Regions from separate parts of the Homo sapiens genome. Here all the other regions are linked to region 2. The links are chromatin contacts, found by Hi-C in ENCODE. All regions are on one chromosome and are shown on one strand. Each heading gives the region's core, a stretch centred on a gene start or an enhancer-like site at or near the end of the contact. The rest is flanking DNA. Distances are from core to core; before and after follow the strand shown.

Region 1 (3,992 bases), core at 570-3,069, 600 kb after region 2:
CTTATATATTTTTTCTAATTTATAAGCCTCTTAGGATTTCTGTTGTCTAACTTCATTAGCTGATACCTTTGGTGTAATGTCAAAAAATCATAGGTAGTGTGAACATCGTTGCCTTGTTTTCTTCAATCAGCTCTTAAAAGACCATGTATATAAAAAGTATTTCGAAGGACAGAAATAACTCTAGTGTTAGACATTTCTGGACATTTAGCTGGCAAGATGAGATTATGGCCCCTCTTATGCCTAGTAACCAGAATAACAAACAAATGAAACTTCAGCAAAAAAGGGTAAAAGTACAAATGTGATTTTATAGTAGTTCATTAAAAACATTGAGCTGGACCTCAGTTCTATCTTTTTTCTTTAAAGGATTGCTAACTAATAATTTTGCTCTTTACTCAGTCATTCATCTATGACTTATAGAATGCCTATAATATTCCAGACATTATCTTAGGTTCTTTCTCATTTTTTACTATACCCATGTGAAATAGGTATTAGCTTCATTTCATAAAAGGACATTGGAGTTTGGAGTGGTTAAATGACTTACCCAAAGTCACACAGTTAGTAAGCGTAGACTGATTTTGAATCTGGGTCTCCTAGTTTGAATTAATAAGTGCTCAATAATAAATAATAACTAAAGGTTATTTAGTGTTTACTGTTTTACATACTTCATTTATATCGATTGGTTTAATACAACCACCAAATGGCATTTTCATCTTTATTGTCTGTTTTTTATAGATGAGAAAACTGATAGCACAAGTAGCTTGCCAAAGATCACAAGCAATAAAGCTGAAATTGTCTTCAGATCCCATGATTAAGAAACCAATCACTACACTATAAACCAATCACTACACTATTCTTCTTTCAAAGAAACGAAGGAAGTTCTAGGATCATGAGAGATGGAGAGTATTCAATCTCCTGAATGTAAATCTACCAGCATTACTTACCAAGTTTAAGTTTTTCTGTTGTTACTTGAGGCAGTGGGTGATTATGCAATTGGTAAAGGGAATGAAAAGGCCTTTGCACCCAAGAAAGTAGAAGAAAGGCGCCTGAATCTCTTTATGATAGGTGGTATGTTAAATCTAGGTATTTTCGTATTTCAACATATTCCACTTCTTGCAAAAGCTGCAAAATGCAACACAACTTTAAATGTAAACATAGCTTCCAAGGGCACAGTGCTGAACATATAATAACCTGTGTGTGCACACCCACACTAGGTTATGTAACAGGACTGTAAACACTGGTCCTGGAATGGCCTGGGAGGTCATCTAGGTCCTCCACCATCTTTCTGCAGAGTACTGAGGCCTAGCGACGTTAAGTCTGCAAACTCACAAAGATGACCCCGGGCTTATACTACCTTAGGTTACCTACTACCTTTGCTTGCATTTCCTCTCTCCTTTCCTGTCTGTTTGTGCAAAAGAAAAAAGGCCTGGCTTCGCCTTCTTGGGAGCCAAAACACAACCAAACAGAGAGCGAGTTTGGAGCCCGGCCAGGCATCTTGTGAACTGCACACAAAATAACTAGCCCAAGGTCAGAGAGCGCGCCAGGCCCGCCCTGAAAGTTTCTCCGCAGGAAAATCCACCGCCCTTTCCCAACCACCCGCGTGGGTGGCTCGGAAATCCGCCACCCTGGGGACACAGCTCCCTGCCCATCTCTGTGGCCCGCTTGTGCCCCGTGCCGCTGGGCCGACTAAGAGCCTCGGGCTCGCACCTCCCAGTACAACCTAGGGACGTCAGGGGTCCTGGGACCCACGAGCCGCTCTCTGCCGGCCGGCTCCTGGCCCCTCCTAGCAGACCCAACCGACATCCTTCACCCTCAGTTAGTGCGCAGGAGGGACCGGGACGCCAGCCGACTGCGCTCCAGAACTATTCCCATTGGGCCAGAGAATGAGTGACGCACTAGGCCCCGCCCCGGCCCGGTGGGTTACTCCTTTCATGCCCGGCCCCCATCCCTAGCCCCGCCCCGGCGCCCCGGGCCGCGGCCGCCTCCGCGTCCGCGTCGTCGTCTGTGCTCCCGGCGCTGACGTGTCTGGGCGGTCGGCTTCCACTCCTTCAGGCGTCGGCAGCCACTAGTCGTGGCGAGAGGGGCGGGGTGGCCGGGGCTGGCGCTCCACTTGGCCCCCGCTCCCGGCCCGCCCCGCCGCCGCGGCCCCCCGGATGAGGGTATATATTCGGAGCGAGCGCGGGACGCCGATGAGTGGCCGCGCGGAAGGAGCTGGAGACGGTCGTAGCTGCGGTCGCGCCGAGAAAGGTGAGGGGCTCCCAGCCCAGCGAGGAGACGGCGGGGCTCGGGACCCGGGCGGGCGGAGGGCCTGGCCCCACCGCACACACGGCCACGCGCTCAGACGTGGACACGCGTCGCACGAACGTGCACAGCGCGGGCAGCCGAGCACACGCCGAGGAGCCTCCCGCTCGCCCGCAGACACACACCCCAGCCCGTGCGCCCCGCAGTCGCACCCCATCCTCCGCCACCCCGCGAGAGGGTGTGTGGGCTGGGCAGCCGGGTGGATGGCGGGGCCAGGGATGGAATGAGCGCGCCCCAGATGGACTGGGGGCGTTGTGGGAGGAGGTCTGGGCCAGTGTCTGAGTCCGAGGGGGTCGTGTAGGCGTGTGGGGTTGGGAGTGGGGCCTCTCCCGGGTGGGCAGTAGAGACCTCGAGGCTCTCAGGCTAGGGCCTTGTGGACAGTTATACCAAGTGTGGGGGCCTGTAGTGGGACAGGAGATCGTTGGCACTGTCAGGTGGAAGCGAGTTGGTGTGTCTTGAATATATGAGGAAAAGATTTGAGAGGTCTGACAAAGACAGGGGATACATTTGGAGGACAGGACAGTGGGACAAAACCTGTTTGCTTGCCACTTTTTTCTTTCTTTTTTTTGGTTTGGTTTGCCATGATACTGGTAGTGAGAGAGAATTGAAATTTCTGGGTTTCCCCTCTCTTGGCCAAGCAGAAGGATGGTATTGGAGGGCTGAGCACACGTATGCTGAACATATGGCTGCTTGAACTTTGGCCTGTCGCTGTGCTACACTTACTTCTACATGGTTTATGAAATCTGAAATCAGGTAATAGGATTATGATCATATGTGTGTGTCATTTGGTATTGCAAAAGTTTAAGGACTTTTAGGTGAAATTCACTGGGTGTGGATCCAAGAGTTCGCCGGAAACTCAAGGCAGTTGTCTATTCCTTCACGGTTAGTCAGTTGGCTCACTTAGCTGGAGCAAAGAAAGACTTCATAGGCTGTGCTGCCAAGCATTTATAGGATTCAGTTGGTGGTTATGTCTCAACTCTGATACTGTTTTTCAAAAGCTTTAAGAGGTTTACTTATTCATTTCGAGGGCATACGTATACCAGCAGAGATAGGGGCTGGGTGGGGGAAGCCAGAAAAGGAGGGAGAAATACTGGATTTCTTTAATACTGGTATTTAAATTCTAATAAAAATATATTTGATAATGGTAGATTATTACCAAATTTTTCATATATTTTGATGCAGATGGATTAGGCTGTGGGCATGTACCAAGTTTTGTCATAATTTCTCGAGCAGATTTTCAACTTTTTCAGATTTCGGTTGTCAAAATAAAAATCCATATCTTTTAACTCTTCTGTTAATTGCTGCTTACCATTACACGTGCCTCTAAACATCGTTAATGGGAAACATGCTACTATTTTTGTGGCATGAAGGTGCTTATATCTGCCTCAAATAAATATAATAGATGAATTGTGCTTGTCCAAAACTCAAGTATGGTCGTTACATTATGAACATTATACAACATGTAGATGAACACATGTTACCAGTGGTTTACGCCCAGATATCAAAGTTTAACCTATGAGGTACCCTTTTTTTTTTTATTTTTATTTTTTGAGACGGAGAGTCTCACTCTGTCGCCAGGCTGGAGTTCAGTGGCGTGATGTCGGCTTACTACAACCTCCGCCTCCCCGGTTCAGGCGATTCTCCTGCCTCAGCCTCCTGAGTAGCTGGGACTACAGGCGCGTGCCACCATGCCC
Region 2 (3,684 bases), core at 692-3,191:
TTGATGTAACTCATCTACAAATACTGTTTCTTACCCCAGTTGACTTGCCTTTGTCAGATTTCTTCTTGTTCCACACTATAGCAATCAATTTCTCTTCTTCCTTACAAGAAAGGGAACGAGAAATTGTAGCAACCTCTCAAGGATTATATGCAGCTAGTTAGTTTTCTGCCTGTGAAATTAGGTCTGGCTCCTAAATAATTTTAAAGAACCATCAGCACTTCTAACTCTCTGGACAGGTGCCTCTTTGTCCAAGCTAGTTAAATGCTTTCCAAGGAAATCAGTTCAACTTTTGTGAGCGGGGAAAAGCAGGGCTTTATTGTTGTGTTACCTGGGAGTCTGGAGTTTGAAAAGTGCTAATTAACCTTCCTCTTTTTCCACATTACAAACCTTTTTAAGCAGCGCAGCACTCCCCTTAGATTTGGCTATCCTGGGTGATTTTCAGACAAGAACCATTTTCTCTGGGGACCATTCTTCTGCTGGGTGCCAAGGAATATAAGGCAAATGCCCAGAAGACCTTCAGGTGACTGGGCAGTCTTATCATGGGATATTTCTTCTGGCCCTGCCCCTTCCCATTCTGTAATGTGAATTAGCCACACCAGAGGCTGTGACCATGGCTAGTAGACAGTGGCAACATAGTCATCCCCAAGATGCTAATCTTCTGCTGGAACTGTCATACGTTATCATGGTCAATGTAAACCTGGTTTGTGTGGGGTGATTATAAATAGAGTTTCCCTCCTCTCTGTGACAGAATCACAGGAGAAGGACCCATCTCGTGGCCTTCTTGTTCTTAGCGCTTCACTTTTACTTCATCCCTCGATTCCCAGCTTTTTCTATCATCATTTTGCCAACTCCTCAGATGCAAGACTTTGGTTATGTCATACTCACCAACGTTAGTCCCTCTCTTCCAGGTGAAAAGGTGGGTAGCGGTTGGGAGGGAGTCTCCACTGAAGAGCAGGAAGGTGGTAGCAGGGCCGGCAGCTCTGCCACAGAGCTAGGGGTGCCTGTAAGGTGCCGCCTAGAGCAGCCTGGGAGCTTTGCCTTCTTTTGTCTCTCACTAGCCCTTCTACTCTTTGTCATTGCCTGTTCTTGAGTGGATCTTTGAAATGAGGGGACAGGATTCTCCTAAGGGTAGAGTTTCAGGAAATGAGTGAAAGGCAATTGACAAATGCAAAGAAGTAGTCACTTTTTAAATTGCTGGCAAAGCTATAATTAATCCCTAGGCACAATTGTAGTTTTTATTTTAATGTTTGTATGCACAAGGCCCTTTAGGAAATGAGAAGTTGCCATGCCAGATTAATTTTTTTTTTTTTTTTTGGTGGGATTGCCTTTTGGGGGTTGCAGCCAGAAATTGTGGGTAATGTGTGTATTTTTTTATTTATTAAATTTTAAACAGGATTGTGCAAGCTTATGAGACAATTAGATAAACTCATGGAGGAGGCAGGTCCTCCTGTTATTAGATGATTTTGTGCTCTTGGGGCTGACAATAATACACTCTTGGGAAGTGATGGTAGAGACTGATGGGAATAGTCTTTCTGCCTGGTTGCAAGTCCCAAATTTTTAAGGGTTAATGGAAGTAAGTGGATGTTTCCTCATGTTAACTACTGAATCAGATGTTAGGAGCTTGTCCCTTTGGGGTTGACTTATGCCCAGCAGTACAGGGACACAGCTTCATTAGAGTGTTAGTGTAAACTAACTCCAAAGTTAGGAGTTAATGTGAAAGGATCATCCTTGAAACAAATCTGCTGTTTGCCATGCTTGTAGTACAGAAACTTCACATGGAGTTTTGGGTGGGATTTGTGTTTTCACAAGTAAAAAATCCCTCACGATTATAAAACTCAGAGCATCATCTAATTTTTTTTTTTAATGACTACAAGTTCCAGCACAAAACTGGCATTTCTTTGCCATTTCTTGCCAGTAAGAAGTTGACACGGAGGTATTTGAAAGCAATGTTATGTGAGTCATTCTTAAGTGTTCCAAGTAAGTTTAGAAACAGAAAAGGAACTTGGGATTCAAATTGATTTTTCAAATCATTTTTAAAGAGACATCATCCTGACTAAATCTTAGCCTGAACCTTCCTCCCCTGTGTGTATTCCCCGGTAGTCACCGCAGCGAGATGCTGGTGAGACTGCCGTGGTGGCATTTAGCATCGTTAAAACTGGAAAACTCTCAAGCTCTTTGCCACTTTCCTACTATTTTTTGATTCTTGCCATTTTACCAAGCTTAGGTTGTGAAACTTGACAGAAATGTATTACAGGAAAAACTTATAATTGTATTTGACTTTCTAACACATTGCAAAGTTTCAAAGTGACTTTCACTTTCAACAACATATTAGAAGTAACCACTTTTGCTTTCACAGCCTGAAGAGTTAGAGCCTGATCTGATGCCCCCTTTCACTCTGAAGTCATGGGAAATTTTCCAGCCATGAAAGCCCTCTTTCCACTGCATACTGATGGGCTGACTCAGCTTCCTTCAGCCGACTGAGATCTTTTCATACTATTGGCTATTTCATACCAATTAACCTCTTAAATAAGATTGTGAATTGCCAAAATTGATAGACACTTATTACCACCTGTGGACTCCATATTCCTTACCACAAATGTTATTTTCATCAGTCCTGAGTCATTTTAACTTACAGAAATTAGGATTGTTGCTGCTAATATGAATACCAATTATAACTTTTAGAAACAAGAATAAAGCCTAAAAGAGAATGAAATATAAGAAATGTTCGTTCCCACCCCTAATAACATTTGGAAGTGAATATTCCCATTTTCTTCCACCCACAGGGATTGGGATTGATTTTTAATTTCCTAGGAAACAATACTAGACTACCCAAAAAGATGTTGCCAGAATCCAAAAGGAACTATGCTCGTAAAAGAAATGCAGTTTTCTCCTACCTAAAAAAAAGAAAGTAAAGTGTGTTCTGTTCTTATCTTTTTAATGACTAAGCTTTAAACAGTTTATTTTGGGTAAGACTAGAACTTTCGGCCATTTGTTCTAATATGTGTGTTATTAGATGCAATAGAATTTATGAAAAGAAGAATGACAAAGGTATCTGATTAGAAAATTTGATCTTACGCATGAATCCATGTCATGGCCAGCCACTGTCACATAGTGGGTGCCATTCTCAACATATTGGTTTGCTAACTTTAAGCATTAGGGATTTAGCACACTAAAATACTTTTAATTATATTAGGTTTGGTAACTAAGGAGTAAATAAATCATAATTTATCATTTGCCAAGGCCAACAAACAACACTATTGTGCTGTTTGCTCTCAATGAAGTTGAATAAACCAGGAGGCTTGGCATATCCCCTTTATGTTAATCCCAGCTAGAGATTAGTAGGTTGACTTTCACAGCAATTGTATATTGATCCATTTTAACTCATCCTTGCCATAATTTCCAGGCCAGTCACCAGGACAGAGGAGATGATGGGGAAACAGAGCTTTAGATGAAAACTACTATGCACTACTAGCCTTAGAGGCACTGGTTTCCTGTTACCACTTTGGCAAGTATGGATGGTCTAAGTCCAGTAGGGCTTCATCCATGGAGCCATTAGAACTGAGGGGGGAGTGTTAGAGATGCCATTTCACCAGGATCTTTTTGCTCAGGTTGTACCCATGCCAATTGAAGAACGTGTTAAAGATGAGGAGGAGAGATGTACCATTCTCTCCCTTAATAATGATG
Region 3 (3,851 bases), core at 284-2,783, 540 kb after region 2:
AGCTACTTGGGAGGCTGAGGCAGGAGAATCGCTGGACCCCAGGAGGAGGAGGTTGCGGTGGGCGGAGATGCCGAGATCATGCCATTGCACCCCAGCCTGGGCAACAAGAGCGAAACTCCGTCTTACCAAAAAAAAAAAAAAAAAAAAAAAAAATTGAGCAAGAGAGAAGACAGGTCAGAGTTTAGTCCTCAACCTCTCCTCAAACTTTCCACTTAGCACTACATGAACCATCTCATCTGGCTGGGAACTTACACAAAACCTGAAGAAAAGAAGATAGGGCCTATTGTCTGATACTAAGTTTTTGCCACACAATCAGAATAGATCTTGAAATAGAAAAGGTTGAATGACTGAAAAGTAAAGAAGGCTACATTTCTTACACACTCGAGTTTGTGGATTGAGATGCCTATTTGCTACATTTGTTACTCAATAAACGTTTGCTGAATGAATAAAATAATTGAATAAATAAATGAAAAATAAAAATTTGGAACAGATCCGTGTTTGCCCAGGGTGAATGCTTTTTGATGAGGGAGCCATAGGCAAGGTGGACTATGTTGATAAAAAGAGTTAAACTCTGTAAAATATTTGAAGAGATTTATTCTGAGCCAACTATGAGTGACCATGGTCTGTGACACAGCCCTCAGGAGATCCTGAGAACATGTACCCAAGGTGGTTGGGGTGCAGCTTGGTTTTATACATTTTGGGAGACATGAGACTTCAATCAAATATATTTAAGAAATACATTGATTTGGCCCAGAAAGGTGGGAAAACTCGAAGCGGGAATTGGTGGGGGGAGAAATGGGTCCTTCCAGGTTATAGGTAGATTTAAAATTTTTCTAATTGGCAATTGGTTGAAAGAGTTATCAATAGAAAGGAATGTCTGGGTTGTCATAAGAACTTGTGGAGACCAAAGTTTTGTCATGCAGATGAAGCCTCCAGGTACCAGGCTTCCAAGAAAATAGATTGTAAATGTTTCTTACCAGACCGAAGGTCTGTGTTGACCTTAACCGGAGAGGTATGAGGCTAGTCGGACCCCCACTTCCCGTCATGGACTGAACCAGAATTTTAGAGTGCCCTGGCCTGGGAGAAAGTCCATTCCGATGGTTGGCGACACGGGGGGCTTAGAATTGTATTTTCGGTTTACATCTAAAAGAAGAACAAAGGTCTAGGCTTCCAGAATCATGGGTTCTGGTGACCGTGGACCTGGAGGTGATGGTAAACTCTCTTTTTGTTCCTGGGGTGTTTTCCTTGGGATCCTTTCTATGAGAAATGTAGGCCGGGTTTTATTTTTCGGGTTCCTAGTGGTGAGGTAAGGTGAGGTGCCTCAACAAGAAAAAGGACCAGTTTTGGCTTCAGGTCTATGTGAAAGCGGTTAACACTGGGCCTGGAATGGTAGATACTCAATAATTAAGGTTACTTCTTATTCTCGGTTCTTTTTTCCAAACCTAGCGCGTCTAATCTCTTCTAGGCCCCGCCCCTTCTGAGCCCCCCCTCCTTCGGCCTGTATGATAGGCTCTTCCTCCATTTCCGGCTTCTGGGACTCGGGTGCACCACGGCTTCCGGTGTCATGGCTGCTTGAAGTCCCGGGAGTCGGTGAGGCGGCTGCAGGTCCCTCCCTGCGGAGCCGCTGGTCCGGCTGGCGGAGATGTGACCGCGGGCCCGGCCGGCCTGCCTCAGGCGTCGCGTCAGCTCCCGTGTCCGTGCCCTTAACCCACACCGATGGCGGGATCCGGCTGCGCCTGGGGCGCGGAGCCGCCGCGTTTTCTGGAGGCCTTCGGGCGGCTGTGGCAGGTACAGAGCCGTCTGGGTAGCGGCTCCTCCGCCTCGGTGTATCGGGTTCGCTGCTGCGGCAACCCTGGCTCGCCCCCCGGCGCCCTCAAGCAGTTCTTGCCGCCAGGAACCACCGGGGCTGCGGCCTCTGCCGCCGAGTATGGTTTCCGCAAAGAGAGGGCGGCGCTGGAACAGTTGCAGGGTCACAGAAACATCGGTAATTGCCGCTGTCTCCTTTCTCTTCTTGCCCAGGTCACAGTCCGAGCACACTCTTCCTCTCGCTGTCTGGCGTTCCATCTTCCTCCCCTTCTGCGGGAGAAGCGGGTTTAGCCCTCTTTATCACCCCATCCAGGCCCCTTTCCCCTTTCACTTTATTACTGTCTGCGGTATAGTGGAGTTGGTGGTCTGCTTTGCCAGGTGTCACATAGATGCTCAGTAAATTGTCTTGCTTCGAGTCTCATCGGAGAATGCCGCATTCATTAGCATACAGAAATATCTTTTCTAGTGAGAGGAGGCATGTCTTTGCTAGATTGTCGTGTCTTGTGTGGAAATTTTTGAATCTTTGCATACCAGTAGAAAATGGGAACTACGTCTGGGCCTTGTGACATCAATGCTAGTAACTCGTATAGCTCACCTATTATATCTTTAGTACGGATTTGGAAGAAATGATGCACTATTCCATGGGAGCCTTTATAGAAGTGTGAAATTTAGGAACACTATACCTTTGCTCTCTTGAGACTGTTTCAAGAATCAGATACTCAGAATGTAAGATATGTAATGATCACTGATGATTGATCTGTGAAAAGGTTTCATTTTCATTACACGACAGAAAGCTTATCATTAGTTATAGCTTTGGTTATTAAAGAAAAGTCTTATTTCCTAGCAAGTATGATGCATAGTTAATTTGAAGAGTGAGTTTTTTTATAATATCATTTTGGAGAAGAATTAACACTAGTGCTACATTTTTTTAGTTTACTAAATGGTCTGTTACTATAACCTTGGTATTGAAAAGGGAAAAATTTTGCAAGCCTAGGGACTTGCCTGATCTCTGCAAGATTAAAATTTCATCCGAAAAGTCTTAATCTCTTTGTTAGTATTTAGATTATAGAGAGCTGTTTATTTTTGTTTTAGTTTTTTTTTTTGAGACAAGTTCTTACTCTGTCACCCAGGCTGGAGTACAATGGCGAGATCACAGTTCACTCCAGCCTCCAATTCCTCCTAAAGCCATGCTCCTACCTCAGCCTCCCAGGTAGCTGGGACTACAGGCACGTAGCACCAAGCCTGGCTAATTTTTTGTAGAGAAGAGGTCCCCTTTTGTTACCCAGGCTGGTCTCCAAACTCCTGGGCTCAAGCAGTCCTCCTGCCTCGGTCTCTCAGAATGCTGGGATCACGGGCATGAGCCACCGTGGCAGACCTAGACTGCTGTTTTGGATGAAGAAGCAATGTTTAGTTTGGTTTTTGCGCATTGTGACATTCCTTTTAAAAGAGTTACTTAATATTTGGGTTTTTACTTTTAAAAATTTCTTTTTTTTTAAAGGACCTCATGATGCAACAGTAAGTTTTATTTATTTATATTTAGGTTTTTTACTTTTAATCATTTTTGCTTGGCACTCCAAGTTCGTGTTCATCACCAATGAGTACTTGGTGAAACACAAATTGAATAATTGTACCATATTTAGTATCTGTGAATGGTAATCAGCTGTTGTAGGCTGTCTCATCTTATTTTTATTAAAATAACCCAATTGCCAAAAGATCTTATTCATGGGAAAAATAAATTACAGTGGAAGCTTGCTCATCAAAGTTATCCTTATCTAGACTATCTCAAATTTGTACTGCAGTTACCTACTTTAGTAGTGACTTACTCTGAGTCTGATTTTTAAAGTATTATAATTTCTTTTTCTAGTGACTTTGTATGGAGTGTTTACAATCCACTTTTCTCCAAATGTGCCATCACGCTGTCTGTTGCTTGAACTCCTGGATGTCAGTGTTTCGGAATTGCTCTTATATTCCAGTCACCAGGGTTGTTCCATGTGGATGATACAGCATTGTGCCCGAGATGTTTTGGAGGCCCTTGCTTTTCTTCA

Evidence for each region. Hi-C counts contacts between places; a loop is a spot of excess contacts on that map. Pooled maps may share reads with other maps.
Region 1: a pooled map shows a loop between it and region 2 (5-fold over the local background). The contact joins the promoter of UAP1-DT here to the enhancer-like site in region 2. A Hi-C loop is called at or near these places in 7 of 50 pooled maps.
Region 3: a pooled map shows a loop between it and region 2 (6-fold over the local background). The contact joins the promoter of UHMK1 here to the enhancer-like site in region 2. A Hi-C loop is called at or near these places in 6 of 50 pooled maps.

Annotation. Positions count from the first base shown.
Region 1 is chr1:162,559,534-162,563,525 of GRCh38, forward strand. It overlaps UAP1-DT (UAP1 divergent transcript), which reads right to left and starts at 1,820. Exons shown (of 3, transcript XR_426859.4): 1 at 1,705-1,820; 2 at 942-1,119. It overlaps UAP1 (UDP-N-acetylglucosamine pyrophosphorylase 1), which reads left to right and starts at 2,189. Exons shown (of 11, transcript NM_001324116.5): 1 at 2,189-2,244. RefSeq lists a silencer at 1,778-2,677.
Region 2 is chr1:161,960,275-161,963,958 of GRCh38, forward strand. It overlaps ATF6 (activating transcription factor 6), which reads left to right. Exons shown (of 16, transcript NM_007348.4): 16 at 1-3,684. Among named protein-coding and RNA genes, the nearest start is that of OLFML2B, 62 kb to the right of the region's middle. Within about 2 kb of position 1,942, at least 7 of the 41 ENCODE cell types and tissues checked have a DNase peak (open chromatin) inside an H3K27ac peak, as active enhancers do.
Region 3 is chr1:162,496,285-162,500,135 of GRCh38, forward strand. UHMK1 (U2AF homology motif kinase 1) reads left to right here and starts at 1,534. Exons shown (of 8, transcript NM_175866.5): 1 at 1,534-1,984; 2 at 3,671-3,851. The coding sequence starts at 1,717. RefSeq lists enhancers at 1,270-1,770, 1,505-1,584, 1,771-2,271.